6 separate regions of the Homo sapiens genome follow, and regions 2, 3, 4, 5 and 6 are each linked to region 1. The links are chromatin loops, found by intact Hi-C in ENCODE. Cell type or tissue: mammary epithelial cell. All regions are shown on one strand. Region 1 overlaps LOC107986051 (a long non-coding RNA gene). Region 2 overlaps MECOM (MDS1 and EVI1 complex locus). Region 3 has its middle 14 kb from the start of ACTRT3. Region 4 overlaps MECOM (MDS1 and EVI1 complex locus). Region 5 overlaps MECOM (MDS1 and EVI1 complex locus). Region 6 has its middle 37 kb from the start of LINC02082.

Region 1 (5,000 bases):
TGAGTTGGCTCACTGGACTGTATTGCCTGCACCCACTGCCAAAGCCTAACTCTTAATTCCCACAAGTAGAAGCAAGGATAAAATTACAAAACACTGAAATGTGGTTCCCCAAAGATATCTTGTAGACATTTTGTTTTTCCCCATATGGAAGGGTTAAGTGATAGGAGGAAAATGGCCTCAAATATTTGAGAAAATGCTATATAGAGACAAGTATGAATAATTAGGGAAAGAGCTTCTTCTTTTTTTTTTTTAATGAAAAGCTGTGGGGGTTCTATGTATTGGTGCATGGAATACCTTCCCAGTTCCAGCTACATCATTTGTGGGCAAAGTACAGAGCCTCAGTTTGACATCTTAAGATGGAGATGACATCTGTTTATCTTGTGCTTTTATTTTGAGATCTAATCTATTACTAGGTTTGTAAAAAATATTTAGTAGTTGATAATTTTAGAAATTATAGAAGCAATTTAAACATGGTTAAAAATAAATACTTGCTAGTAGTTTATACTAAGAAACATAGTATTCTTTTCCAAATCTGTAGTAACTGGAACTTTCTTCTGTAATTAATTTTATTATTATATCCTCAGCTATACAGAACACATATTAAGTAAAGGCCGTTCTGAAATATTCATATTAATTAAAGATTAAATATGGGCCTATGTAAGAATATGGCCATTTAGAACATTTAGAAAAAGTGAAATAGGTTGAAGGTCAGGTCACTGGCCTGTTCACGGGTAAAAGGGGTGAGGGGGACTTTTATTTTTTCCTAAAAATAAAAGCTGTTTACATTATAAATTATGAAATCCATTTCAGTTGATTTAAAAATATCCTAGTTATATTAGCTGCATGTAGACAAAATCTCAATATACCCTGGTAGCTTGTTATATATTTTTCTTTCATATTATTATGAAAACGTAGATGTCATAAATTATATTTTATTAAGCCATGTTTTCATTGCAACTCACTACATAAGGATTAAATTTTAAACACCTCACAAATTCACCAAACTAACTCTTAAGATTATCTGAGGATTTTCTTCTTCTAACATAGAAGTAGCTTTTTGTGATTTTACTAATTTAAAAAGTAACACATGTTAATTGTTAAAATAAACCAAAGCAAACAAACAAACAGTAAGAAAAATTCAGAATCTACAAGAAGTTCTAAAAAAGAACAAAAAGAAAATCCTCCATAAGATGATTACCCAGACATAATTGCTGTTTTGGCGTATATCATCCAAATATTTTTCTATGCAGTCATTCGCAATTTTTTCCTAAGTGGAATCATACTATATATAATGTTTTCAACTTTATTGAAAGTTAAAATGTTCCATGGCTTTCAATGTCAATAAATATTTACTTATAGTATTGTAATGGCTTTCCTTATACCCCATTTGTATGACTATAATTAATTTAACAAATTCTTCTTCTTTGACATAATTTAAGTTTTTACTTTCCCAATTATTTTTACTTTAAAATCTATACTCTTATTAGTCTGATTGTTACCACAGGATAAATTCTTAGCAGGGAAATTATTAGGTTAAAAATGTTAAAAATTCACATAAACAATTTTTATATGTATATTGAGTATATAATTCTAATCTTGTGAATTGCCTGTTCATAGCCTTTGCCTACTTTTCTACTCTTCATCTTTTTTTCAGACTGACTCCTCATAGTACTTCACATATTAAGGCTATTGCCGTTCATTTTGCAAATTCATGATTTTAAAATTCATTTTTAAAATTCATGATATCCAAGATTCCAAGTAAAAAATGGCCAAGTTTGTATGAGCAGTAAAGGGCAGGGGCACATAAAGAAATAGGTATGAACTTTTAAAAAAGATTCAGGGTATCCCTACATACTACTTAATATAGTAGCTGAATTACAACATAAAAAGATAGAATTTGACATTTAAAAAAAAGTCCTATAGTTAACATTGTAAAATATTGGCCATACTTTAGAAACAGATGCTGGAATCTTCTGTGGGACTTAGTAAGTGGGACACATACCTTTTGGCTTGCATAATCCACAGGGATGTGTTGGATGACCTCTCAAGATGTCCCTTTGCCCAGGGTGACTATTGTTTTCCATTTTCACGCATGAACGTGAGGTTCCTAAAAGCTCTAATTCAAGGTTCTTTTCAGTTAATCTACTGATGCTATCTATATTGTCCTTCTTAAATTGTTTTTTAAAAAAAAGATTCTAAACTGTATTGCCAAGTTTAAGAACAAATATAAGTAGGTTTTTTATTCATTTCTTCCTAATAGCAAAAAGTACACACGTAAGTGTGACTATGAGTCATCTTCCTAAGCTTTAATTTCTTACTGCTCTCTTGTGGCCATTCAAATGAACTGTCCAGATGCTTTTTTTTTTTTTTTAAACAGATCCTATAATATTAATAGAAACAAATTTTCCAAGCAGGGTCATTCAATTTTGTTCGTGCGGCAAATTTACAGTCTTTGACATTTGAACATTAAGGCCATAAAACAATTAATTTTATTATTAAACACTGGGACAGGGTTGCAGAATAAGAAAGGCCTGTAAGCTTCTTGTTTTTTAGTAAAACCAACCACATTGTTATTCATCTATGAAATCATCAAGAGGCTGAAGTTTGAAATATTTCTGGCCATTCTGAAGGTAAAATAATGCAATTCCCAGCTTGTTCCCTTACTGTGGTTTTAAGAATATCAGTAGGTACAGGGCGCAGTGGCTCATGCCTATAATCCTAGTACTGTGGAAGGCCAAGGCGGGTGGATCACCTGAGGTCAGGAGTTTGAGACCAGCCTGGCCAACATGGTGAAACCCCGTCTCTACTAAAAATACAACAATTAGCTGGGCGTGGTGGCTCATGCCTGTCATCCCAACTACCCAGGAGGCTGAGGTGGGAGAATTGCTGGAACCTGGGAGGTGGAGGCTGCATTGAGCCGAGATCTTGCCACTGCACTCCAAACTGAGCAACAGAGCGAGACTCCATCTCAAAAAAAAAAAAAAAACAAAGAAAGAAAATCAGTAGGGTCTAAGTTTAGTCATCATAACTTAAAACAGCCTCTTTTTGGGGAAGAAAATAATTCAAATAATGGCTATACATAAGAGTACAAATAAGATATAGCTAAAAATTTATTATATTGCAGTTTGGTCATGTAATACTGCCTGTAAGTAGAGAGGACCCCGGAATTGCAGTCTTAGCAATGTTAAGAAGGCAAAATGAATTAAATGCTTTATTCTTTCAGTCCTGAGTATCAGTCATACAAACTGTGTTGTTCTCTAACATCTCTAATTCATTTGACCACAATTCCTGTGACTACAGGTATTAAAAAATAGCAGCTTTTAAGCACAGTTAGTATTATATCTACCCTGCCATAATTAGCATATGTGTATTTGTATAGTCATCCCTCCTGTAAGATGAGGTCCATGTTGGGCATTGTGATATAGAACTGAACTCAAAGGGTCCAAGATTAAGTTCCTTCAAATAATGTGTACTGGAGCACCATTTATATGCCAGGTCCTGTTATACTATAGTAATCAACTTCCCCCAGAGACATAGTCTCATAGAATTTGTAGTCTGTGGTATGAGACAGACAGAATCAAAAAAGGACATGAAGGAATGTGAAACTACAACAAGGAAAAGTGCTATGAAAAAGGATATTGAGTGAGGAAAATCAGAGGAGGCCTTCCTGAGGCTGTGATGATACAGCTAGGATGTCAAAAGGAGTAGAAACCAATGAGGCAAAGAGGAGGGAAAGAGGAGAAGGATGAACATATACAAAGGCCTTGCACTGAGAGGGAGCAAGAAACTTTTAGTAAAAGGAAGCTATGGTCAATGACTCTGCAGTAAGAAAGCAAGAGGAAATGTGGGATGATTTAAAGTTGATGTATGTATGTTTTGTGAGCTCAAGCAGTTAGTTTGTCTTTATTATACTAGTATAAGAAAGTTATCAAAATGCTCTAAGTAAGTGATGATAGGCTCTCCTGTTTGTAAAGATTATTCTGATTGATATATGGGAAGCAGATAGACAGGAGTCAGAGTGATGAGAAGAGAGCCCTCTGAAAGGTATTGCAGTAGTCCAAGTGAAACATAATGGTAGCATTGACTGGGATGAGGAATATGTGAATAAAAGGATATGGAAATTCTAAACTTCAGGACTCAGTGATGGATTGGATATTAAGGGTCAGTGCGACAGAAGTAGTGGAGATAATTCCTGGATTTATAGCTTCATAACACATTGAATGCTGGTTATATGTACTAATAGAGGAATACCAGAGGTAACCAGTTTAGGGAGAAAGGGTGAGTTTAAGTTGTATATGAGACAGTCAAGTGGAGATGCCAAGAAGAAGGCACTTTGATATGTCAATCAAGAATTCAGAGGAAGATTCTGTCATAGAAAAATATTTGAGCAAATTTGGTCTTCTTTTTTTTATTTACAACTTTTTGGATAAAGGGGGTACATGTGCAGGTTTGTAATACGGGTAAACTGTGTGTCGTGGGGGTTTGGTATAGAGATTATTTTGCCCACCAGGTAATAAGTATAGTACCTGATAGGCAATTTTTTGATCCTTTTCCTCCTCCCACCCTCCACTCTCAAGTAGGCCCCGGTGTCTATTGTTTCCTTCTTTGTGTCCATATGTACTCGATGCTTAGATCCCACTTATAAGTGAGAACATGTGATGGTTAGTTTTCTATTCCTGTGTTAATTTGCTTAGGATAATGGCCTCTAGCTGCATCCATGCTGCTGCAAAGGACATGATCTCATTCTTTTTTACGGCTGTGTAGTATTCCATTGTGCAAATGTACCACATTTTCTTTTCTTTTCTTTTTCTTTTTTTTTTTTTTTTTTTGAGACAGAGTGTCACTCTGTTGCACAGGCTGGAGTGCAGTGGCGTGATCTCGGCTCACTGCAAGCTCCGCCTCCTGGGTTCACGCCATTCTCCTGCCTCAGCCTCCCGAGTAGCTGGGACTATAGGCGCCTGCCACCATGCCCGGCTAATTTTTTTGTATTTTTAGTAAAG
Region 2 (5,000 bases), 110 kb before region 1:
TTAATATTTAGATCATCTGTCCTGATACATGTTTGCAAATTAAAGCTGGTTTGAGATTACAGTAAAACCATTATTTTTAATAGCCCATTTCAAGGGCAGTGCTAAACACTGCAGAACACGCATGTTACTGATTACTGCTGAGCAGACAGCGGCTTTTGCAGATTAATTTGTAACTGGGAACTACTGTAAACAGATTTCACCAGAAATCCCAAGGAATAAAGGGAATTGGTGATGGTATTTGGCTCCTTGTATTTATTTATTGTTTTAGAAACCTTCTGATGGAAAGCAAGCTAACAGGGGAAGAAGCAAGCCCCTTGCAAAATCCTTTTCCTCTAACCTTCTTTCCTGTTTCATTCACTTATTGGGGAAGATGGATCAGGTCTTCTAAATAATTCTTATTTAAATAGCAAGAAGACCCTTTCATGAGAAACAAGGCCAGTCTAACTACTGTGGGATTTCAGAACCCTATCTTTAAACTTTAAGTTGTGTGAAGAAAAAGTGAGATGACTCTGCCTTTACATGAAGTTATTGTTATATACCTAAAGGAGAAAGGGAGTGGGATGGGGTGGGGGAGAGGGGAGGGAGAGACAGACAGACAGACAGACAGACAGACACACACACACACACACACACACACACACACACACACACACAGAGAGAGAGAAAGAGAGATTAAGATTTAGTGTTTTGTTAGCTTCCTTTGCCCAGGTCCTTCTGATGATTTCCTTTAGTCTTTTTCACAATTTATTCAGTGGAGAACAAGACTGATGATGACGATAATGATGATATTAATATAATAATAATGATGATGCAATGAATTCTCCATTCTTCTAGGTACATCTTCCAAGGTCTCGGAGGGTAAGCGTTCACTCTTGGTTGTATTTGGGGAAGAGAAGCTCAGACGTAGGAATAGCCTTCTCTCAGGCTGATGTCTACATGCCTGGACTGCAGTGTGCCTTCCTCTCGTAGCTCGGAAGGACGCGGAACGGCGGGCGAGGCGGAAGGCAGAGCTGTGTTGCCGGCGCCTGGCGGGCAGAGGCGGGTTCACCTGGGTGGCTGGAGCCGCCGGCGCTGCGCTTTATTTCGGAGCGCAATGCCATCTACCGGCGTCCTGCCGTACCTGCAAGTATCCAGACCTTGAAAGTCGCTCCGCCTCCCCCCACCCGAAGCCAATATAGGGGAAAAAACTCGGAGGCCCTTTCCACGAAATCCTAATTTAGCCAGGACCTGCCAATGATTCCAGACGACCTTTTGTTTTCCTACCGACGTTTCCTCGTTTTGAAAGCAGTTTTGTAAAGGGCAAGGAGGTGGGGGCCGCAGGGTTGGGGCGCTGAGCTCCCAGACCCCCTGATCAGGCCGCACTGTCTGAAGCAATCGGTTCCCCAGATTACTTGTATTTAATACACAATGCATCATAAAACAAATCCCTCATCCTGACAGGAAGAAAATAGAACAGCTCATAGCTCGAGCCGGTCCAATTTATGGCTAAATTAAAAAAAAAAAAAAAAAAAAGAAAGCTCCGACAATGGGCAAGTTGAGGGAGGGCAGGAAATCAATGGCCACGAACCAGGAGCTCTTAAAGGTTCTCAAGCGCCCAACTCTACGGGAATATCTGACCGGGTTTTAGGTTATTTACAAAGGATTTTTCCTGTCCTACCTACCACTGCTGTGCGATTTTCTCTCAAACAATGGCCATTATCTGAAATAACAGTTCAATGTCACAGATAACAGGCCACCGAAACAAATTAGTCACCACCTCTTGTCATTTTCTCTCCCCCAATCCCTCCCTTTTGCTACTATTTTTGTTTTTAAATCAATATTTTGGGAAAATATAGTTCTACTGGATTTACACGTTTATTTGCACTTGGAGAAAACAAAAAGTGGGTGGCACTTGTGTTATCCCGTTTGCAGCTAAAGTTTAACCGTCAGCACACTTTCCAGCCCCTCTTGCCCCACCTCTCCCCCGCAAGTGTCCCTAGACTCGCTTACTTTGCTTAACTTTCCATTGTTGAGCTGGGGAGTTGGATTTTGTCCATTTGTTTTTATGAATGGAGTTTTGTGATAAAAACGCGTTTACTTCCATTTAGCCAGTGGGATTTACTAAATCTTACAAAGTTGGCCATGAATAAATCTGTAGACCCTTTTGTTTTGCTATGTATCCCCTGTATTCTTTCTTCCAATGTCTTTTCTACAATGTATTGGTTTAAATGTACCCAAGGTATATTAGAAAGTTATTAAACATAGGATAGTACCGATTACTAAAAGCAGCATTTATGATGTTAAACGTTCAAAAATAATCTGAGTCGTCAAATTGCTTATTGCACGTTTTGGCGTTCAAGGTGTTTTAATTAATGTATCAAAGAAAATGGCAAAGACTCACCAGACAGTCATCAATCTCTCTAAACCCATAATATGCTGTTTGGGCGGGTTATATGCCAATAATTTTTCAGATTTTAAAATATCTTTAAAGAAAAATATGGTTTGAAAATTTTGCACGCCCTTCCTCTGACCTAGCTACAAGAATGAAGGGAATAAATTAGAGTATGAGTTTCAATTAAAAAAATTTTTTTTAATGCTTAGCAGAAAACTGGAAATGTACATGTCAACTTTTCACTCTTGAGGTTGCTGTTTTCTGAGAATTTCTAAACTATTTATATTTAGTCTGAACTAGCGTCCCTATACCCTAAGCTTTATCCTCCCCACTCCAGCACTACCTCTCCCCCCTACCCCCGCCCCCTCCTGCCTCGGTGCACACACCCTCACACCCCTGAAAGCACTTCTCTACCCTTCCCCATCCCTCCCATCCCCCATCTCTCTCTCTCTCACACACACACATGCACACACACACTCGCGCGCACACACACACACACACACCACACTTGTGCTTTCAAGACATCGAAACGGAGGCTATTTCCCTGGGGAAAGAAATCCTGCCTGGCGAGATCTCCCCATTGGTTGTTTACCCGGAGAAATCTACATGTTTAAGGGGGATGGTGCATCCATAATCAGTCTGTCCCTATAGGACTTGGGTCTTGGCGACCTTTTTGTGACCTCTCCCGCCAGAGGAGGCTGCTGTCACTTTAAAAATTTAAAAGAGGAGCCCGTCTGGCTTCCGATCAGATCACTCTGGGCGGCGGGAGATAGCTCCCTTTCTCCCTCGCCCCGGGTTCTTTCTGGATGGCCGAGCAGATCCTCTTTAAAGAGACAGTTCATGAAATAGAAACCCGGCGGCTGAGCTTGGAGTTGCGAAAGGGGACGATCCCGTGAGGGTCCAGGACCCGCGAAGGCGCTGCGGAGGATCTGAAAGGGGGATAGAGCTCCCCTCGCCTCCCCAGGCCCCCCACCTTTTCAAACTCTCCTCCTCCTGCTTGTTTTCCCCCATTGGAACTGGGAAGGAGAAGTAGAAGTTTTAGTGGGTTTCAGATAACTTTCATTACACATCGGGCTGATAAGAGCAAGAGAAAGTGAGAAAAGAGGGAGGTGATGTGAACCAGAAGGAATAGCTCCGAGCTCATTTAGGAAGGGGGAAAAAGCCAAAACACACCAAACCCGGGTCACCCAGACGAAAGAAGACTTCATTTCTTGTATTAAAAATACACTGTTGGCGGACAATAAATCCGAAACGCGTGGTCCTGGAGAGCAGATCCTAGAGACGGACAAAGTTGTCAGAGACCCATTTGGAAATCGAGACGCGAGGCTTTTAAAAAATTATTATTATTATTTTTAAACATCTCTAAATGTTGCTCGGGATCGTTTGAAAGGATTTTCGTGCAGGAGCGTTGGGGGCTGCTGATTATTTTATTTTGTTTATTTTGATTCTTCTGTGAATGCCTATTATTGCTGAGTTGAGGCCATAGAAATCTAAAGGTAAGAGAACTCCTCACTTTAAAAGGAAAAAAAGTCTGGGCGATGTGAAAGTTTGTCACTTCGGACAGTTTCCTGCCGGGGCACCGTTTCTACGGGCGCCCCCCGCCCCCAGCCTTCTTTCCTCCTCGCCCGCAGTCTCGCGGAGCCCTGCTGCTTATCTACGTTGCTAAGCCGGGCGATTTCCTTGTTCCTCCTGCGAAACGGTGCGGTCTGGACACGTCTCCGGGGTGGGTCGTCCGGCCTTCGGTGGGTTTCTCTGCCGGCTTGTCGGCCTCTTTTCCTTGCGCTCTTCTCCTCCTTCCCCTCCCTCCGTGTGTCTCTGTCCGTCGGTTTCGGGGACGCACAAGGTGCGGTTGCCAAAATCTGAATTCCTGGCACTGGCCACGCGACTTTGGAGCCGCTCTCGGCCGAGTTCCACCTTGCCAAGTAACAGCTTTGCTGTCCAACATCGTGTGCTGCTTCGCGAGAAAGTCACATTCGGACCCTTTGGCTAGATTGTGGGGATTTTTTTTTTTTTCCTTTTGCTGTTGGTTTTTTGAAAGGGCCTTTCTCTAAAGTCTACCTAAACGGTTTTTTTTTAAGCTATCTTTGGAGGTTGACAGCTTTTAAAAACACAGGAGTGTGTTATATGAAATGACTGAAGATGTGTCGTTACTTTATTTTATTCGAGATTTCCGACACGATTAAGACATTTGGGAGACAAATGCAGTTCTGCTAGCAAATCAAAAGTGAATAATTCACCCAGGGGGCAAACGTTTCTGGAGAAAGCTAAGCTTTTGTCTTGGGGCAAGAATATTGAGAGGAAGAATGTTAATATGATGGTGAAATCTTTGAATAATCGTATAACAGATTAGTAAAAAGACATTCTTTGGAAATGAACCTTTTTAAAAATTAATTTTGCTGTTGACAGTGGCAATGCTAATAATGTTAACACGGAATAAAATTACACCTACAATTTTTATGTGCAGTGTATGTAATACTTAACTCCCTGCCCCTGTGAAAGGGTATGCTTGAAAGCTAAGGGGATGGATGCTTCTTGACTTTGAAATTAACAAGTTTTCCACGTCTCTCTGCAAATATGAAATGGAATTAGTATTGCATTTCACTGGCTTTATTCTATGTCCTTTATTAAA
Region 3 (5,000 bases), 710 kb before region 1:
AATGCTAAGTAATCTAATTAATAATGCTTTCTAATTTTTTCAGTTACAAAATTAATGTGACAATATCATAAAAAAAGGTGAGAAATAGAGGGACTACAGATGTGCACCGCCAGCCTAATTTTTAAAATAATTTTTTTGAGAGTCAGGAGCTTGCTATATTGCCCAGGCTGGTCTTGAACTCTTGGCCTCAAGTGATCCTCCCACTTTGGCTTCATTTCTACTACCTTAATCTAGTTCACTATCTTTTTTTTTTTTTTTTTTTTTTTTTGGAGAGAGAGTCTTGTTCTGTTGCCCAGGCTGGAGTGCAATGGTGTGATTTTGGCTTACTGCAACCTCCACCTCCCAGGTTCAAGTGATTCTCCTGCCTCAGCCTCCCAAGGAACTGGGATTACAGGCACGTGCCACAACGCCCAGCAATTTTTGTATTTTTAGTAGAGATGGGGTTTCACCACGTTGGCCAGGCTGGTCTTGAACTCCTGACCTCAGGTGATCCACCTGCCTTGGCCTCCCAAAGTGCTGGGATTACAGGTGTTAGCCACTGCCCCAGCCCAGTTCACCATCTTCTACAAAGACCTGACAGGTCTTTCTACTTCTTATCTTGCCTCACACCCATTACCAATTCATTCTTCACAACGGAACTAGAGTGATCTTATTAAAAGGCTAACTGAGCCATGTTTTTTCTCTTCACAACACTTTAGTGACTTCATGTTGCACTTGGAATAAAATCCAAAATTCTTATCAAGGCTTTGTATAATCTGGCCCCCTGCTTACCCCTCTGTGTCCCCACCCAAATCTCAACTTGAATTGTATCGCCCAGAATTCCTATGTGTTTTGGGAGAGACCCAGGGGGAGGTAATTGAATCATGTGGGCCAGTCTTTCCCATGCTATTCTCGTGATAGTGAATAAGTCTCACGAGATCTGATGGGTTTATCAGGGGTTTCCACTTTTGCTTCTTCTCTCATTTTCTCTTGCTGCCGCCATGTAAGAAGTGACTTTTGCCTCCCACCATGATTCTGAGTCATCCACAGCCAGGTGGAACTGTAAGTCCAATAAAATCCCTTTTTCTTCCCAGTCTCGGGTATGTCTTTACCAGCAGTGTGAAAACAAACTAATACACCCTCTTCTTTTCTTGCACTGTGCTTCAGCCACACCAGCCTCCTTTGTACCAAACTCTCATCCTGGGTTCTCTGCTTAAATTGCACTTGTAGTTCCTGGCCCCTTCTCTCCTCCTCAAGTCTTAACTTAGATATCACCTCCTCAGAATCCTCTCTGACCCCCTTTTGAAGCAGGTTACCCCTCCTCTTATGATCTTCTGTTGATTACCTTTATAACATGTTTTCCTAATTTGCAATAAATTATTTGCTTATCTGTGTTCTTCACTGGGTTATAAGGATAGGGGCAGAACCCAAGTCATTGAGTTCATTGACAGATCCCAGGTGCCTAGTACATAACAGGTGCTCAATAATTGTTTGTTGAATGCATGATGGAGTGCTGTTGGGGCAGAGAACAGACCAGCTAATTGTAACTATGATTTCACCAGCACAGAGGCAAATGCTAAGTAGATATCTGTAATTAATAGTGCTTTCTAATGTTTTTCAGTTACAAAATTAAAATTTAGGTCATTATTTGGTACATTTCTTTCCAGTCTCTCTTTGTACCTGATGTATATATTTTATACCTGTCTCTTTTTATACCTGATATATATATTTTAGACAATTATATGTCAAATTCTGCTTTTTTATTTAGTAATAAATTATAAATATTATTCCATGTTATTACAGAGCCTTCAGAACCATTATTTAATATTGTTGCCTAATGTTCCATTTAATGGATGTATCATAATCTATGTAACACTTCACCTACAGATGAATATTTAACTTGTTTTCAATTTTTTTACTGCTATCGTGAATAACTATGCACAAATTTTTTTATGTTTTTAGATTGTTCCTTTACTTAATTACTAAGGGTGCATCACTAACCCAAAGGGTAGTATTTTGTTTGAAGGAGAATTGTCCAGACTTGTATAGAACCTCTGGGTAATCTACCTATGTTACTTTCTCTTCTGGAATTTCCCAAAATAGAATTTATCTTGATCACTATGTATATCTGGTTGTCAACAGGACTAGATCTGGCCACAGCTGCAAACCTTGAGTAGCTATGCAGATTGAATCATTCAATCGTTTCCAGAGTCCTTCTACTACTAAAATAAAGGACACATTATATCTTCTCTGTCTTATCTTTCCTCATCTTCTTTCCTGCCTTGCTTTCCCTGCCAAAAGTTTTGATAAAGCAGGAGGTAAAGATGGCAGGGAGAGAGATAATGGCTAAAAACACAGAATCTGTTTCTCAGAGTTGTGTGTGTGTGTGTGTAGTATTAAGTCACGGGGGTCAAGGGTATCAATGCAGAGGCTGAATACATACATAGTGGTGCCTCTCCTGCATCACACCCTCCTCCTGCATTCAGTTGCAGCCATGCATCATAGGTAGGATGGATTGACTCTTGCCTGTATCCAAGGATGGTTCTAATCCCCTCTCTTGCCATCATGATTGGTTCTGGGATGGCTTCATCAGAACAAAGTGCTGAACTTCAGTTTAATGGCTGAGTGAAGTAAGAGTTTTCTCCCCTTTAATGGGAATGAAGACGTTAGTAACTAGTGTTGCTCCTATCAGTCACTTGCAACTAAGAGGGAGGCCAGTTTGAGGACAGAGTCAACTCACAAAGAAGGGCAAAGCCCAGGGAAACACAGAGAAAGAGAGGTGGAGCTCTGCCTTTGGACTTTCCAAAATGTGTGAGCTTGCCCTGCCTTTCGACTTTTCAAATACATGAGCTGATGAATCACCTTGATTGTTTTAGCCAGTTAGCGTCAGGGGTTTTGTTGCTTCACTCAAAAGTACCTTAACTGATGCAGGAAAATTGGCATGACTGCTATATGATTGCTATCTTACCAAATAATTGTATTGTGGCACTGTCCTAGAAGAGAGGTTAGCGTGGTTTCTGTCCTAGAAGGAAATGTTCTCTACAACACAGGAGGCATGCCTCAGAGACTTCTGGGACCAGCTCTTCTCCCAATTTGTACCCCTCTTCCCTGGATACAATGACAGATGGCATTGTAAAGACAGGACATGCAGCTTTCAGAGGCTATATTTGCAAGTAAATTTTCTCCTATTTGAGACCCTTTGCAACTACCAAATACCATGGACATGGTTTGTGATTATTTGTAATATTAAATAGGAAAGGCACAGGGGCTGTCATTCTGGGGCAGAACAAATCTTGTTTACAGCCCTGTGCTATTCGGGGATGTAGGCCCCAAAACTAGGAAGCTGGGGGCCAGGCGCAGTGGCTCACGCCTATAATCCTAGCACTTTGGGAGGCCGAGGTGGGTAGATTACTTGAGGTCAGGAGTTCGAGACCAGCCTGGCCAACATGGTGAAACCCTGTTTCTACTAAAAATACAAAAAAATTAGCCAGGCATGGTGGCACATGCATGTAGTCCCAGCTGCTTGGGAGGCTGAGGCAGGAGAATCGCTTGAACCCAGGAGGTGGGGGTTGCAGTGAGGCAATTACACCACACTGCACTCTGGCCTGGGCAACAGAGAGAGACTTTGTCTCAAAAAAAAAAAGGAAATTGGGACACAGAGCGTGCTCGGAATATTTATTCTCAGAGGTGAAAGACTTTTTCTTTTTTGTGTATGTGTCCAATGTGTAGCTTTTCAATAATGAGATATACAATAATAAAAACTCACAGTTCTCTCACCTTTCTCCATCTTCCACTCCCACTTTTCCTTTTCTCAGTAGAAGCTCTCACCTTATTTGGTTGCTTGTTTATTACAGACAGATTCATGTGATTGATGTATAACTGATAGGAGAATATCTATCTAGTTAAATATTTGTCTTAAAGTTAATCTTTAAAAAGTGACTGTTAAAAAGATAATTAAGTAAATGTTATTTGATAGCTGTCCAAAGTGTCATTCCTGTTATGGAATAAATCTTTCTTTGGTATTCATTGCAACAACCTGACTATAGCAAAAATAGCACTGCTGTTGATAATCCTTCTGAGTGTTTGACTTCCACATTCAAAGGTCTCCTCTCTCTATCAGACAGAATGGTGTTCCTTAACCAGAAAGATTGGGCTGGGCTCAGTGGCTCATGCCTGTAATCCCAGCACTTTGGGAGACTGAGGCAGGTGGATCACCTGAGGTCAGGAGTTCAAGACCAGCCTGACCAACATGGTGAAACCCCGTCTCTACTAAAAATACAAAAAAAAAACAAAAAAAACAAAAACCAAAAAAACACACACACACAAAATTGGCTGGGCATGGTGGCACAAGCTTGTAATCTCAGCTACTCAGGAGGCTGAGGCAGGAGAATCACTTGAATCCAGGAGGTGGAGGTTGCAGTGAGCCGAGATTGCGCCATTGCACTCCAGCCTGGGCAACTCCATCTGAAAAAAAAAAAAAAAAAAGAAAAGAAAGAAAGAAAGATTGTTTTACCTGTTCATTAGTGTAATTTTCTCTGGTGCAAGATATGGAATTAAAACAGGGTTATACAGATAGCAAGTATCAAAGGAGAAGAATGGAGGAAATGGTTTGAATTCACCAGTTCTCTCGACTTTTCTCCACTCGTTCTTACCTTTTTCCTGGTGTTAACTCTGACCTTTTTTGGTTGTTCAACCTTCATCTCAGAGATTCTGTTGCTGATTTTTTAAATAGAGGACAAAGATCCAGCTATAGTATTCTCAATTTTGTAGTATTTATGCCACTATTTTCCAAAAGTATTCTGCATGGTATTTGTTTATTTTTTCATCTGCTTATTCATGTATCCATTCATCCAATAAAGAATTACTGTTTTATTAAAAGAATATGCAATAGTTACCAATATTAAAGGTTTTAAAATTCAGAAATATAATGCCACAGTTAACAAAGTATTAATTATTTAAATGAGGACTTAATACATTAGAATGCCATCACTAGTAAAATATAAGTATTTAGGTGTTAAAAC
Region 4 (5,000 bases), 70 kb before region 1:
GATAATTTTTTATTGAACTTATTTAACATCGGAGTATTTTCATATTTTGCCTAATTCTCTTTCGTGAAGAGAAAATGTGCTATTATTTAATTCAACAATATTTATCAAGTTCATATTACTTAATAGGTACTAGAGCTGCAAGTTCTTCTCACTTACAATTCTTCTTCTATGTATATTATCTATAATGCGTTAACAAGGAAACACTGTCAGTATGGAAAGGACTACCCTCGTTTGAATATGATAAAGTAGTATCAAAGGACAATACAAAATAACTCAGTGCTGTCAGTACCAAGTTTGGCTGCTTTTTAAAATTATTATATCTCAATTAGTTTGGCAGTCCTGTTACCAGAGAAGGAAAAAAAAGAAAAACATGTCTTCCGTGTTTTGTGTGTAGATTGTATGTCACACATTTCGGGTAAAGTCGTATTTCCAACTCAATGATGTGTCTCAGTCCTTTGTTAAGATAATTTTTCAGGCTTTCCTTTTTGTACCCTCTCAGTAGCAACTGGCTTCTGATTCTTCCACATATCTCTTGCACTCATCCTCATCACCTACTAGCATTCCTCTTACTCACTGTGATCTCCAACATCTCTCTGGTGCTTGTCTCAATTAAGACCTAGGCCTGTCATTTTGCCAAACTCATGAAAGACCTAGAATCCAGTTTTAGTGTCAGACTTGGGTTGCAACCTCAGCCTTCTCATGTCTGAGACTTAAAAAAAAAGCATAAAATGGATATAACATCACCTACTTCAAAAAGTGAAATAGTATATGCAACACACATATATCACATATATAATATCAATAAGTGGTAGGTATTTTATTCTGCTTTAAGAGTGCACATATCTAAAAGTTTTTTTAATTACCAAGTTGGTAAAAGAAATTAATTCAATGAATTAATTCAACATAGGGATATTATTTCCCTATGTGCTTAATACAAAATAGAATGGCAAACATTTCTAAAGCAGAAGGGATATATAGGTAAGTTTTATGTGTCTCTCTCTATCTTCAGAAAGCTCCCCATTCTCTTCTCACCACACCCATTCTATCTGCCTGCCTTCTTTATCAGCAGTGGCATCCAAAGAGCATATATTCTCTCTCTCTCTCTGAATATATATTAAATATAATTTACATAAAATATTTATATATCAATATATTATGCTATATGTTTAAATATAAATATATATTGAGAGAGAGAGAACCTCAAAGAGTGGCTAGCAGTGTATATGCTTGGAAATGCCCTTACTATTATTGACAAATATGGAAGGAATAAAGTGCACATTTGGGAGAACACCTTCTTGGTAGAAAATTGCTCTAATATTCAAAATCAGCCTTGACCTCATGATTTCAAAATCATTAAGCATTCTTGTCTACATTTGGAATGGAAAGGTACTGAATTCATGACAAATGCCTCTAATTTAGTGACTCCTTATTTTTCATGTTTTCTCGTTATTCCTATTCCTAGTCATTCAGTAGGGTTTTTCCATTATAAATAGGAACTTTTCTTCTTAAGCACCTAGAAGTGTCATGAGGAATCTCCAAGAACTGGACAGATGTCTCTATAGTTTTATGAGTGCGCTTCCCAGAAACCTACCATTGACTTTATTGTTAGTTCCTTTAAATGTCAGTGATTATGTAGTGATTGATATGTGAGACTGCTTCATCTCCAAAATCTAATTTTAACCTTTCAGAGTAGAGAAAAGAAAACTAACTGACCCACTTGAAGCTTTAAAAGAGAAATACTTGAGGCCTTCTCCAGGATTCTTGTTTCACCCACAAGTAAGTATTTTGGATTTGAGATTTCCAGCTTGTAAACTAACTTGTTGATCCTGAAAAGCAGGTGCAATGAAATGAAAGACATCTTGAGAACATTAGGATTTCCTATGACGCTGGTGTGGAAGAACACAGGAAATTCTAGCAGAATTAAAACCCAAACTCTTTAAAGAAAAATTAGTTAATATATGTGTAAAAATAACATGATTTCAGTGTTAAATGATTGTCTGCTATTAACTGTTTATTGAGTTAAAGTGCATTTTGGAGTGAGCAGGATTCAGTTAAGAAAATAAATATCCAAGATGTGTTTTGTGTGTGGTGGTTGCTGATACTAAGAAATAGATCATACTGTGACTCGTCCCATACTCATGAAGGTCATTCTTGTTCTTTTCGGGCTTAGATAAAAACAGGAAATGAGTCTACCTGACAAGTTGTTACCATAGAGGGTGAAGGAATTTATCTAGAGACCACTGAGCATTCCAGCAAAGCTCTGTAATTGCACAAGAATTCACCACAATGCACAGTGCTATTTGCAGAATAGAATTGTGTTCATTTATCAAAATATATACAGTTTATCATTGCAAGGAAAATGCAAAGCAGCACTATCTCTAATTGGTTCATCCTAAAGTCCTTATACATTTAGTAATTTTAAAAAACAGGTTTACATATTTTCCACCATGTGGAAAATCGTATTGAAAGAACAAATACGGTATATAAACATCTTGAATGTGGTTTCTTAATTTAAAATTTATTTTACTTTTGTTTAAAGGATGCAAGCTCTGGTCTTTATAGATAGCAACATTTTAATAAAAATTCTTAAAAATAGAATAAACTAATTTGTTCTGTTGTAATATGTTCAAACAAAAAATGATGGTTCTCTAATAAAATCAGGGGAAGTTTATGCAAGCTGTCTTATGGAAAGCTATGAGGTAATTAAATTAATTAAATAAAGATCATGGGATATGGTTCTTTTTTCCTTTTCCTTTCTGTTACCTCTTTTGTATTTTTTCAAGTATCTTTCTAGAGTCCTGAATAAAGAGTATGAGAGTTGTAACACAATCTTCTGGGTTAGTTGGATAAATCTACTATTACTAAAGAACTCTCACTCCCTTTCAAAATGAGATAATATGTGGTTTAGCAGTAAAAGTTTCAGAAACATTCCAGTTAGTATTAATTTTATATAGGAAGATTAAAGAATGTTACTCACATAATTACTTTATGGAAAAGAAGTAAGTTACAAAACAGTTAATGTTTATCGGGACTATATTTTATATTTAGACTGATCTAAATAGTACTTGTAAAGTTTCATAGGCTAATAAACTGGAATGTAGCACATATTTTGTGTCAGATATTGTACAAAAAGTACATCTCTCTTGATACTTCCTTTATAATTATAAATAAATACTTATGAACATATAATATTCATGTATACATTAATGTTACAAAAATTAATTACAGTAATATTAATTACAGTAGTCAAGTGATTTTCATGTTCTGATAATCTTTACAATTTAGTAATTAACCATTTCAAAATTGAGTGCTATGGGTTCACGGTAGAATGGAGAAAAACCAAAAAGGGATTCAGTGTCTTTGAACATCTTAGTCTACCTGGCTCTTAGTTTTCCTGTTTGAAAAATGAGAGAGTCGGGTGTAAGGTTTCTATCCACTTTGAAATTCAAAGATGTTTTGCTAACTAAGGTAAATTTACCAGTTCATAAGATGGGCAGTTTTGTCAACCATTCATTCTGTATGAATTCGCAGCTGTTAGCAATGTAGTAGGTATATATTTTAAAATAAAATCATAAGAGAGCAAATATGTTATATTTTAACATTCCCAAAGTTAATTAAGGATCACAAAAGATGAGGCATGTGTCCAGTGCTTCGAGCATAGCAGTCATTCCTCAGATCTTCACAAACACGCCTGTGGGAGCACAGTGGCAGTGATTCCCTCCTACACCAGAATGTCACGTCTTGGTGTAAGGGATTCCCTATTGCTGCATGTTGCTATTAGAACAGGACCCAAGAGTGGTGATCAAAATACTTAGAACCTGATGCGTCATGAATACCTACCAATCGGAATGGATTTCTGCCATTCTGGAGCAGGATACTGGAGGCTTTTGCTGCATCAACTGCCAATGTTTTATTTGCTGGATAGTGGGACTATCTGAGGGGTGTTTGGGGAAGAGGCCAAGGAAGCAGGGGAACACTCAGGGTGCTTAGGGCAAAGGCTATTTACCGACTATTACAGAAATATTTCATTGTTTTTATAAATATCATGGCTGTTTTCTTGTGTCATGCTATATATAGCTGGGATACAAGCTGGGATACAGGTGAGCCCTCTTCCTCTTTCATCAAGTCTTACCCTTCCCAGGGTAGCTGGAAGAGCTGGCATTTATGTACGCAACATATTTAGCATTGTGCTTGGCATGTGGAAGGACCTAAATGAGGAAGAGCTCTTATTAGTGGGTGCAAAAGCATTTTATTATAAATATAAATATTTATGCCCAATTTCTTTGCCAGGGCCATGCCATGTATCTAGGAGTGCTTGAAAAGATGCTTATTGTATTCTTGGCATGACCTCACTGCAGAAGTAAGGGGGGCACAGATCAAGGAGCCAAAACAGAATGACTTGCCTCTGTTCTTAGTGCTTGTTATGATTTCATAGCTAATGTGCTTGCATAAAACTGTTCATTGCTTCATTTTCCATTTAAGTATATTGGAGTAAATCACATGGACCCTCTCAGCATCTGGATCTTCATTTCAAAATGGGAATAATATCTGCCCTATTTCTTGGGTTATCATAATAATAAAGGGAGGATCAAATTCTCAATGTTTTAGGGAAAAGAAAGAAGGATGCTTCATAGTGGTATTCTCTGGGCAAGTCTGGTTTTACAATTTTTGAATATCTTTATATTGTTCCCAGCATATTCCTTCCCATTCCATAATTCCTAATCAGTGATAAGTGAACACCTCAGTAAATAAAAATATATTGAATTTTATTGAAAGATTATTAGGCTATATTATTGCGTTTTGGAATAATACGTATTTTAAAAATTCTGTCAAAAATACTTAGAAGAGGCCGGGTGCGGTGACTCATGCCTGTAATCCCAGCACTTTGGGAGGCCGAGGCGGGCGGATCACCTAAGGTCAGGAGTTCAACAGCAGCCTGACCAACAGAGTGAAACCCCTTCTCTACTAAATACAAAAAAATTTAGCCGGGCGTGGTAGCA
Region 5 (5,000 bases), 180 kb before region 1:
TGCCTTTCCCTAATCTTCTTCTTCGATTTTCTTCCTACTTTCCTTCCTTCCTTTATTCATTGATTTAGCAAATGATTTTTAAGCCCCAACTATGCGCCGGATATTGTTCGAGCCTCAGGAAATACACTAGTCAACAAGACAGACAAAAATTCCTGCCCTTATGGTCTTTCTCTTCTACTGGTGAGAAAAGACAATAAAAAAGTTAAGAAAAAAGTGTAGCTTATTGGCAGGCACGGTGGCTTAAGCCTGTAATCCCAGCATTTTGGAAGACCCAGGTGGGTGGATCACCTGATGTCAGGAGTTTGAGACCAGCCTAGCCAACATGGAGAAATCCCGTCTCTACTAAAAATACAAAAATTAGCTGGGCGTGGTGGTGGGCACCTGTAATCCTAGCTACTTGGGGGGCTGGGGCAGGAGAATCGCTAGAACCTGGGAGGCGGAGGTTGCAGTGAGCCAAAATCGAGCTACTGCACTCCAGTCTGGGTGATAGAGGGAGACTCCATCTCAAAAAATAATAATAAAAATAAAATTAAATGCAAGAAAGATAAAATAAAGCAGGTAAGAGGAATATGAAGTGTTAGCAGGTGGGAGGAACAGGTAGAAATTTTAGGTAAGGGAGGTCTCACTGAAAAGGCAATATTTGAGAAAAGAAGCAAGTAAGTGTTCTTTTCTTTTCTTTTTGCTTGTTTTTGAGACAGAGTTTCACTCTGGCTGGACTAAACAGCTCACTGCAGGCAGCCTCTGCCTCCCAGGTGATCCTCTCACCTCAGCCTTCCCAGGTAGCTGTACTACCAGTGTGCACCACCATGCCTGGATAATTTTTTTGTATTTTTTTGGAGAGACAGGGTTTCATTGTATTACCCAGACTCATCTTGAACTCCTAAACTCAAGTGATCCACCTGCCTCAGCTTTCTTAAGTGTTGGGATTGCAGGCATGAGCCACCGTGCCCAGTCTTATTTTCTAACTATATAGTTAGAAAATGTATATTTATTTACTTATATTTATATTTGTTAAAATGTATATAATTGGAATATATTATATATTAGAATTATACATATTAGAATAATATATATATTAGATCCTTTAAAAAAACTTAATGAGATGGTTCCTAGGTTAGGAGGTAAACTTATAGTTAACTGTATTCTTGATAAAAAATTAGGATGATTTTATATATATATACACATGCTATTATTATATATAGCAAACTAATGTATATAATATATATATACCATTATATATATACACACACCTATATATGTAATTTAAATTTATGATGACAGTGGATTTGGGCATGCAAGTGTGACAGACTTTCTCTCACTCCTTCTACACCACACACCCACCCCTACATATGTAGCTACATGTGTGTGCTCAAATATATAGTGGTGTATATATAGCATCCTGATTTTTTGCCAAGAAGAAAGTTAGCTATAAGTTTACCTTCTAACCTAGGAATGATCTCATTAAGTTTTTGTTTTGTTCTGTTTTGTTTTTAAGACGGAGTCTCGCTCTGTCGCCCAGGCTGGAGTGCAGTGGCGCCATCTTGGCTCACTGCAAGCTCCGCCTCCCAGGTTCAGGCCATTCTCCTACCTCAGCCTCCCGAGTACCTGGGACTACAGGCGCCCACCACCACGCCTGGCTAATTTTTTTGTATTTTTAGTGGATACGCGGTTTCACCATGTTAGCCAGGATGGTCTGGATCTCCTGACCTCGTGATCCACCCTCCTCGGCCTCCCGAAGTGCTGGGATTACAGGCGTGAGCCACCGCGCCTGGCCTATTAAATTTTTTTTTAAAGGACCTAATATAGATTGATATTCAAGTTGAGCCAGAGCTATAAAAAGCTAAGTACCTCTGTCTATGAAATTATTTTCAACTAATTCCTTTGATTCTGTGATACTTCGATGTTTGCTGTTATAGCGAGATGAGGATAATGTGCTGAATTTTATAGTTGTTGCAAAAAGCCCACAGCAGCAACACTGGGGCCCCACAGACACACATCCAAGATCATGACATAGCTCAGGAGACAGCACACACACACACACGCAGCTATATACGTAGGGGTAGGTGTGTGGTGTAGAAGGAGGGGGAGAAAGAGAAAGTTCTCTGTCACATTTGCACGCCCAAATCCACTGTCATCACAAATTTAAATTGGATACGGTGCAACATTGTCTGTCAAAATAAAACTGTAAGAGTAAGTAAAGAGAGAACTTTTTAATTCCCTGAATGATTTTGGGCAAGCAGTAGTAGGCTTTTTGATGCCTAATACAGAATGATTAAGAAATAAAAGTTAACACTGATATGGACTGCATTCTGTAGTATGTGAACACAAAAAGGATACTTTCCTAATTGGATACAGTATTCAAAATTCCACAAGTTCTGAAGTCACTGTGTGAGACCACAGGTTACAGGCTTTTCTGAGAGACACTCTGCCTCCCCCTGCCTCACCCTGGATGCATAGCACTCCTTGATTTGTAAAATACTCATTCCAGTCAAAAGGGAAGTGTCCTTTTGTGATCCCTGGCATCACTTCCTGTTTTTCCTTGTAAACTTCCCACCCAAGCTGTGGCATTATTGGGATCATTGCCCGAAGTAACTTTCCATTACATTGACAAGTCAAGTGCATACATCTGATTTGAGTGTCATCCTTCCTCCAGATTTCAAAAATTCTACTGCAAATTAAACAACCCAGCTCTTGTGATCCCTGTTGAAAGTTTTATCTTCTTAAAGATCATTCTGAAAAATGAAATTTTTTCATGTCACACAATTTTGATTAATGGATCCTTTTTTTTTCCTGTAACTTTTCAGAATTTGTAGACTTCTTAAACCTAATTTATTTTAAAAGCACACAGTAAGATGTCTCTTCCCATTAAAATAAAAATATATTTCTCTTCTGGATTATCAACCTATAAGCTATATTGCTAAACTTTTAGCTTTACATGATTTATAGTAGTCAAATGATTACTGCCCTAAGCATTAATTTCACTATAGAGCTATTAAAATATTTAATTAGAGTCACTGATAATTTAGGATGTATAATAAAATTGTTGTCAAGGCCATGTTGTAAATTCTGATTATGTTTGTAGATGAGTGAGAAAAACTACCCTATGCTGAAATTTTTATAAATTTTGAAATTATGGGGATTATATATATATATATTACATATATATTTTATTTTGTAAAATAAAATATGTAAAATAAATATATATATAGTTTTTTGAGATGGAGTCTCGCTCTGTTGCCCAGGTTGGAGTGCAGTGGTGTGATCTCAGCTCACTGCAATCTCCACCTCCTGGGTTCAAGTGATTCTGCTGCCTCAGCCTCCCAAGTATCTGGGATTACAGGTACGTGCCACAGTGCCCAGCTAATGTTTGTATTTTTAGTGGCGACGGGGTTTTGCCATGTTAGCCAGGCTGGTCTCAAACTCCTGACCTCAGTGATCTGCCCGCCTTGGCCTCCCAAAGTTCTGGGATTACAGGTGTGAGCCACCGTGCTCGGCCTATTTATTTATTTTTAAACATTTCATGTATATAGTAGTGAGGTTATGTTAATTGTGCATAATTTACGAAAATGCTAAATATTTTGCTTTTTAAAAATCTTTCTGAACTTGAGCAGTGTTATCTTTAAGTACAATGTTCTAGTTTATTACAAACCCAAAATGTAATCCTATATCAGAATCTTTCCTTTGTGTTATATATTTTATTGTCTCCACAAAAATGTTTTATTAAAAAAAAAAGACTCCAAGAGTCTAGCTATAGTTCATGTATGCAGGCAAGAGGTGGGAATTCTCTGTGAATGTCAAATAGAAGTTAATACAAACCCATGTAGTCATGTTTACTCAGGTGCCAAAATCCAGATCATTCTGTTATGAGTTCATCTTCTAAATATATGGCTCTGGCTATCTGCGGATCATCCACCCTCCTGTTACCTACTTGTGCAAGGAAGTCAAAATGAACCCACAGAGATGGGGTATCTGTCGGTTGTTCTCTATGGTATCATACCTGTTTATTTGTGTGGCTAGTAGAGACTAAACTTCCTCAGTAGATTTTTATGACTTAAATTATAGGGTAATATATTTATTCTGTTTTAAGTAACTCCGTGTAAATGGTGGCCACGGCGATAGCTTAATGTGCGTTTTTGTTTTTGTTTTTGTTTTACAGATAAACACTGTCAACTTTTTATTGAGCTACCTACAGTATTTTTGCTATGCATATCTGTATATCTCTTTTGCAAAATTAAGATTGCATTTTCATAATTTTATAAACTATTTTTCTTACTTAACAATATATTGTGAAATTTCACAAGGCTTTCCCCCAATATTGTAAAGTGTTTTCATGAATATTATTTTAATGTACTAGATTGAAACATATAGAATTAGTAATATTTAATGTTTTTTAACCTATAGTGTACTTTTTTTTTTTTTTTACTAGAGAAGGTTTGTGTAAATTAGCAGTACATTTATTTCTTCTCATTTCAGAAATAGCAAAAATGTATGCAGGAAATGGGGGAAGCCAGAAGACCTTGCAACCTGGCAGCCAGTGGTCAGATGTCATTTCAGAGATTTGGGAAGGTTTCAACTATTGCTTTTAAGATACACCTATGCCTAAACACCACTAGAAATGACACAACTTATTTCTATCCCATAGGCTTGAAATAAGTAAGAGAGAGTTGCTATGAATTTGGTTAAAAGAGTAAACCTAGTGAGAAAAAAAGTAGTTTAGATGGTCGTCATTTTGACATCAAATGATGGCAACCAAATAAGGTTATTTTCACCATCATACCATCAGAAAAGAAAGATTCGGGATTTGGAAATCAATGAAAGCAGCCAGAAAACTTCCCTATTGTGCAACAAACAAGACGTGGAAACACTCGTGAGTTGACTCTACTCAGAGGTCCAGAAAAATAAAGGTTGACACTAAAATAACTTTGGCTTACATACGACTCATGGCAAATGCTAAATAATGAAAAAATATGCCTTTCAGGTCTAAAATTTTCTGGGTTGTG
Region 6 (5,000 bases), 180 kb after region 1:
TCCACAAAAGCTGGAATGTGGATTTAGAACATACTATTCTAAAGCTTGAAGTATAAGTGACAAAAACAAAATAAAACAAAAACAATCAAACGAAACACCCAGAGAAAACACAAACCATAACATAAAAACAAACAAACAAAAAGACAGTGTTACTCTAGTACCTCTAATACTTCTTTACTATCTTATTTTTCTACATCTGGCATTTTGCATTTACATAGAGCCAGAGATGGTCCATGCAAGCAGGCACAGAAACCACTTATGAAATATTCAGTGCTTGAAAACACATCTCCTGCTCACCACTCCTTAAAGTATTCCCTTAAGAGAAGCTCTCCTTTGAGGCACCCTCCACACCTCAGTAGATATATTCAACTAATATGAAAAATCAGAATATTTCACTCCCTGTAGAGATTGCTGGGACAAAACTAAACATAGTTAGATTGCTGGGACAAAACTAAACATAGTTAGGTGGCAGGGGAAAGGAGGAAAGAAGCACTCAGATGGGAAAAATATGGGGATGGTTGCAATGGCAGTAGATATGCCTTGCCTGCTTTGCGCTTTTCCAAAATGGGCTTGTCACTTGATGGGATAGTTTTAGGTCATGTATAATATATATGGCTATCACTGAAATAACCAGTTTTTCCTCCAAGGAAAGTGAACAAAGCTGGTTCAGTAAACTAGCCAGCTTCTGTTGTAATTATTTTCAATCTGCTACTTTGGGTGTATATTTAATCTAGTAATAAAAATATTTTGTTAGGAAAAAAATACTTGACATTTCAATTCTGGGCATTTTGTTCTTTGCTAAAAACTGAGAGGAAAGGGTGGGTGTTGTAGCTTAGAATGAAAAGAAAAGAATGGGCAAATTGTGATAGACATTCTCTAAGGAGAAAGGAAAAAACAGGCTTGGAAGGTTAAGTAAAATTTAGATAAGAAACTTCAAGTTTCTTTATTGAAGTTCTTTAAATTGATGATCATAATAACGAAGAAGTAAAAAGAACATTGTCCAAATATTCAGTCTAATTTGTATGATAGGAATACTAATGTCTGACCACCGTATTTTATACAGTTTTTATAATAAACAAAAATTTTCAAATGATATAAAATTATTGTAGCAACTACTAAGCACTTACTTAGATATAGCATTGGTTTTACTCTCACTAGTTTATGGAAGCCAGGTCAGTTTGCCCAGTGATGTCTTTTCTGGTCACTCTGCTTCCATCTTTGATAAAATTTGTGAAACACAGTTTTGAAAGTAAAAAAAATTTAATTGGGATAGTTAAATAATTAATTGGAGAAAGTTATCACAGACCTAGAACTTTTAACTACTGCCAAGATATTATTTTTTTCCTTTCATAGACTGGCAAAGATTACAAGGTTTGACGTACATAGTATTTGTCAGAGTCAGAGCTAAAAGTACTTCTCACACCTATATGGTGTGAGTGTAATTCAGTGAAACCATCTTTTCTGAGGGGGATAGACACAGTTTTAAGTAAACAAGCTTTATAATTATGCAGCTAGGGAATTTAACATGCAGAGAAATTATACCTGTGCAAAGAAATAAATGCAAGATTTTTAACTGCAGCATTGTTTTTAATAGCAAAAGACTAAAAATAGTCTAAATATTTATCTGTAGGGGATTTATTAATACATTTTAGAGACATACAAAATAATACTCTGAAACCATATACAAGAAAAGGCAGGTCTGTGTAGACTGATAATAGAAAGATGCCTAAATGTATGGTTTAGTGAATAAACAAAGAAGCAAAACATAAAATAAATCTTTAGTGCAATCACATTGTGTAAAATAAAAAATACATGATAAGCTTAAATGTGGAAAGAACCCCAGCACACTTTAAAGGTGGTTATGTTTGAGGGGGGAGGGGGAAACCAGCAGGGAATCTTTCACTGTACACACTTATGCATCCATCATTTTTTCAAATTATTCTTATTATCACATATTTATGATATATATAAGATACATGAAACAACAAGTTTGAGGAGAAAATAATAGCATTTACTTTTTTTTTTGAGCTTGAATCCAAATTTAAAAGAATGAGGGAGCTATGGCCCTCTTGTGGAGAACTTCAGCAATGCACTTTTCTTAAAAGTCTCAACGTCTAAATTTATAGGTAGAAAGAACTAGAATTTTATATCATTTAATATCACAACATATATAAAATTCAATGCCATTGAATGTAGTTCTTTCAGAATCTTGGAAATATCTTTGTACAATCCGAACTTACCATGCATTTTCTGTGTGCAACACGATGGTACCTAATAGTTGCATTTCGTGGGAAAGGTCTGAGCACACCAGCTTGCTGTGAGAGTATATTTGCTAGCATACATGATTCAATTACAGGAAATGCTGACCTCTAATAATTACAAAAGCTTGTTGCTAATTAAAAAACAGTCGTTGCTTATGCCAATCTCTACACTACGATCTATGTAGACAGCTGTCACCTCCAAACTGAATCACTGTATGTGAATAATAAAGGTGCTTATTTTCATGGGCTAATTTAAAACATTTCTAACAAGAGAAAATATTTCAGAACTATACATGGCTATGTCAACCGCCGAATTCCCTCGGTCCGGTTGAAGGCGTGCAGAGTTTCCTGTCAACCTGTGCTCCGAAGCAGAACAGTCTCCAACCCGACCACTGTGACTTGCTCCATATTAACTATGGGCTACCTTGGAAATGTACCGTCTCTCATTGTAAAACTCCCCAAAGGGCAATTCAAATCACATTTAGAATTTCCTATTTACATTGCAATAGCCATGGCAGAAGTTTGAATGTCACAGTACAAATCTGGTACCAAATGCTGAGCATGTTCAGCGGATTCAGTTTCAGAATTCACTTCACATGAGCATATTTTCATCAAGTGAAAGGGGGAGGGAGTGTCATGGGATAAGATTGTGATATGAACTCTGGACTTAACTCTTCATCATCTTTAACAAGTAAACTGGTGTTTTTGCCTAGGCAAAAAAGAATTTACCAGACTAGATTACATAGTAACCCTGCCTTTTAAACTCTTATGCAGAAAAATCAAGTGAGAACAGACCACTAGTATTTCCAGTTAAATTTCATGTGTGATAAAGGGAAATTTGGTTAGAACAGCTTAGCAAATAGAGGCAACTTTCTTGAAGAGGAAATTATTTTTCTAGACAACTAATGAAGATTGCTAATTATTTTGCTTTCTCAATAGGAAATATATTAGGACATCATTTTTATCTTTTAATTTATTTTTTAGTATATGAATTTATAGAAGTAGATTTTTCAAAGTAAATAAACTAACATCATTTTCAGCAAACTGTGTTTTGTGTGCTTTGTTTTGCCTTTAAAAACATTCTAATTAATGATCTGCAGGAAGAAAATGTTATTCTAACTGAACCCAGTCACACACATGCATGGGATCTTAATCTCCAGATTCCTCAGTTCACCCAACTGAGGTGAACTTGAATGAGCTCATCTAGACAAAGCTGGAAGTTAAAAATGGCATTGAGTAATGCTATTTCATGTAAATGGCTGGGTGGTTGAATTCACCTCTGCCCAATTTTTCCTATTTCGTGGACGTGTACATTTATTTGCAGTACATGATGATATGCCTAGCAATTTGTTACAATCTAACATTAAAACAATTTATTCTGACCTGTCTGAAGTTTGTTTAAAGATAAACTGTATCAAAAGACAATGTGTAATTATCATAGACTTCCAGGCTCAGAAAAAAATATAGTCTTATTATTTGGAATTTAAACAGTCATGGAAAAAATAACAGAGGTGTCTCTTGGCTAAGACTGCCTTTGAACAGTCCTGAATTTGGAGACATAAATTTTTGCCTTAATTTGAAAACTGATAGAATCCACTTGGGTCTTGAACTATGTGTGTTCAAATATATGTGAAGGGACTAGATCTATCATTATGTGGCGTATTCTCAACTCAGGTTGAAGAAAACAAAACATAGCTTGTTATTCACTATACATTGGGGAGAAATTTATTTTTCTTTAAACTTTTGAGTTTATTAAAACACTTGAAACATGTCACTTACACCGGGTTTTGATAACAGGTTCACATATTAGATTACTCCATTGGATTGAAACTTACACTTTTCTAAAGAAGTAGGACAAATATTTTTGGATACCCAAAATTCATTCCATAAATTTTGTTTCTAGTATCAAACAAAACAAGAAAGGGGTAAAGCAGGTTTTGTTAGATGCAAGCTTCAAAAAAGATAAAAGCTAGATTAGAGAATCATATATATTAAGACAGTTACTCTTTAACAATTTTTATGGTGGTCTTAAGCATTATTCAGTACCAACTTGTTGAAACATATTATTTTAAACCTCAGTGCCATCTAGTTAAAGACATTCTATGACAGCCTTACCATACACAGTGTGTACCATAGTATAATGGAAAAATAAGGGACTTGGTGAGATTTGGCTTCTATCCTAGCTCTGCAAAATAAAGATGACAATACTTACCACACATTGTGCTGTCAGGCATTAGAGATAATGTTTAAACAACAGCTGGCCCAGGCCCTGGCATAAAGCTGGCAAGAATAGCAATAAGTAACTTTATTCCTAACAAGCACGTAAATTAAAGCACAAAGGTCAAAGACAAGAAGCTAGAGCTGCCAGAAGAAAAAGTATAAAAGTCACTGTTAGAACTCATCCTTCTTATACAAGATCTAAATTTTAATTTTTAATTCAACCACAATGTTTCCCAGCCTTTACTGATGTTCTATTAATGGATAGATTTTCCAAAAGGAAGAAATTACTTAGCCAAGTTTCTCATTATGTAGAAACTATGAAACTATAGAACTATAGCTAGAACTATAGCACAACAGCATTTAATGTGAGCAGCCTTTTTTTTTTTTTTTTAGACGTAGTCTTTCTCTGTTGCCCAGGTTGGAGTGAAATGGCATGATCTCGGTTCACTACAACCTTTGCCTCCTGGGTTCAAGCGATTCTCCTGCCTCAGCCTCTCGAGTAGCTGGGACTAGAGGCAC

What was found. Hi-C counts contacts between places; a loop is a spot of excess contacts. Peaks named below come from ENCODE experiments on the same cell type or tissue, not always from the same donor. Only the 100,000 strongest peaks of a DNase experiment are listed, where the experiment ranks them.
Region 2: a loop joins it to region 1, with 5 times the contacts of the local background. A loop is called at or near these places in 13 of 110 quality-filtered maps.
Region 3: it touches region 1 in a loop (3-fold over the local background); 22 of 110 quality-filtered maps call a loop at or near these places.
Region 4: it touches region 1 in a loop (3-fold over the local background); 10 of 110 quality-filtered maps call a loop at or near these places.
Region 5: it touches region 1 in a loop (6-fold over the local background); 2 of 110 quality-filtered maps call a loop at or near these places.
Region 6: a loop joins it to region 1, with 5 times the contacts of the local background. A loop is called at or near these places in 10 of 110 quality-filtered maps.

Annotation. Positions count from the first base shown.
Region 1 is chr3:169,039,150-169,044,149 of GRCh38, reverse strand. The region is part of intron 1 of LOC107986051 (a long non-coding RNA gene); the gene reads left to right. Among named protein-coding and RNA genes, the nearest start is that of LINC01997, 39 kb to the right of the region's middle. In mammary epithelial cell, a CTCF peak has its summit at 2,320 (motif pointing left); no DNase peak of the experiment used is centred here; H3K27ac peaks cover 871 bases.
Region 2 is chr3:169,145,590-169,150,589 of GRCh38, reverse strand. All of the region lies in intron 2 of MECOM (MDS1 and EVI1 complex locus), which reads left to right. Among named protein-coding and RNA genes, the nearest start is that of LINC01997, 150 kb to the right of the region's middle. RefSeq lists a silencer at 1,092-1,151. In mammary epithelial cell, a CTCF peak has its summit at 1,105 (motif pointing left); DNase peaks (open chromatin) are centred at 1,039, 3,049 and 4,169; H3K4me3 peaks cover 3,076 bases; H3K27ac peaks cover 2,507 bases.
Region 3 is chr3:169,752,765-169,757,764 of GRCh38, reverse strand. No RefSeq gene overlaps it. Among named protein-coding and RNA genes, the nearest start is that of ACTRT3, 14 kb to the left of the region's middle. In mammary epithelial cell, no CTCF peak of the experiment used is centred here; DNase peaks (open chromatin) are centred at 2,074 and 2,824; H3K27ac peaks cover 1,844 bases.
Region 4 is chr3:169,109,563-169,114,562 of GRCh38, reverse strand. MECOM (MDS1 and EVI1 complex locus) reads left to right here. Exons shown (of 17, transcript NM_004991.4): 9 at 1,689-1,776. Among named protein-coding and RNA genes, the nearest start is that of LINC01997, 110 kb to the right of the region's middle. In mammary epithelial cell, no CTCF peak of the experiment used is centred here; a DNase peak (open chromatin) is centred at 2,192; H3K27ac peaks cover 2,292 bases.
Region 5 is chr3:169,215,999-169,220,998 of GRCh38, reverse strand. The region is part of intron 2 of MECOM (MDS1 and EVI1 complex locus); the gene reads left to right. Among named protein-coding and RNA genes, the nearest start is that of LINC01997, 220 kb to the right of the region's middle. In mammary epithelial cell, a CTCF peak has its summit at 2,438; no DNase peak of the experiment used is centred here.
Region 6 is chr3:168,862,202-168,867,201 of GRCh38, reverse strand. No RefSeq gene overlaps it. Among named protein-coding and RNA genes, the nearest start is that of LINC02082, 37 kb to the left of the region's middle. In mammary epithelial cell, a CTCF peak has its summit at 2,068 (motif pointing left); no DNase peak of the experiment used is centred here.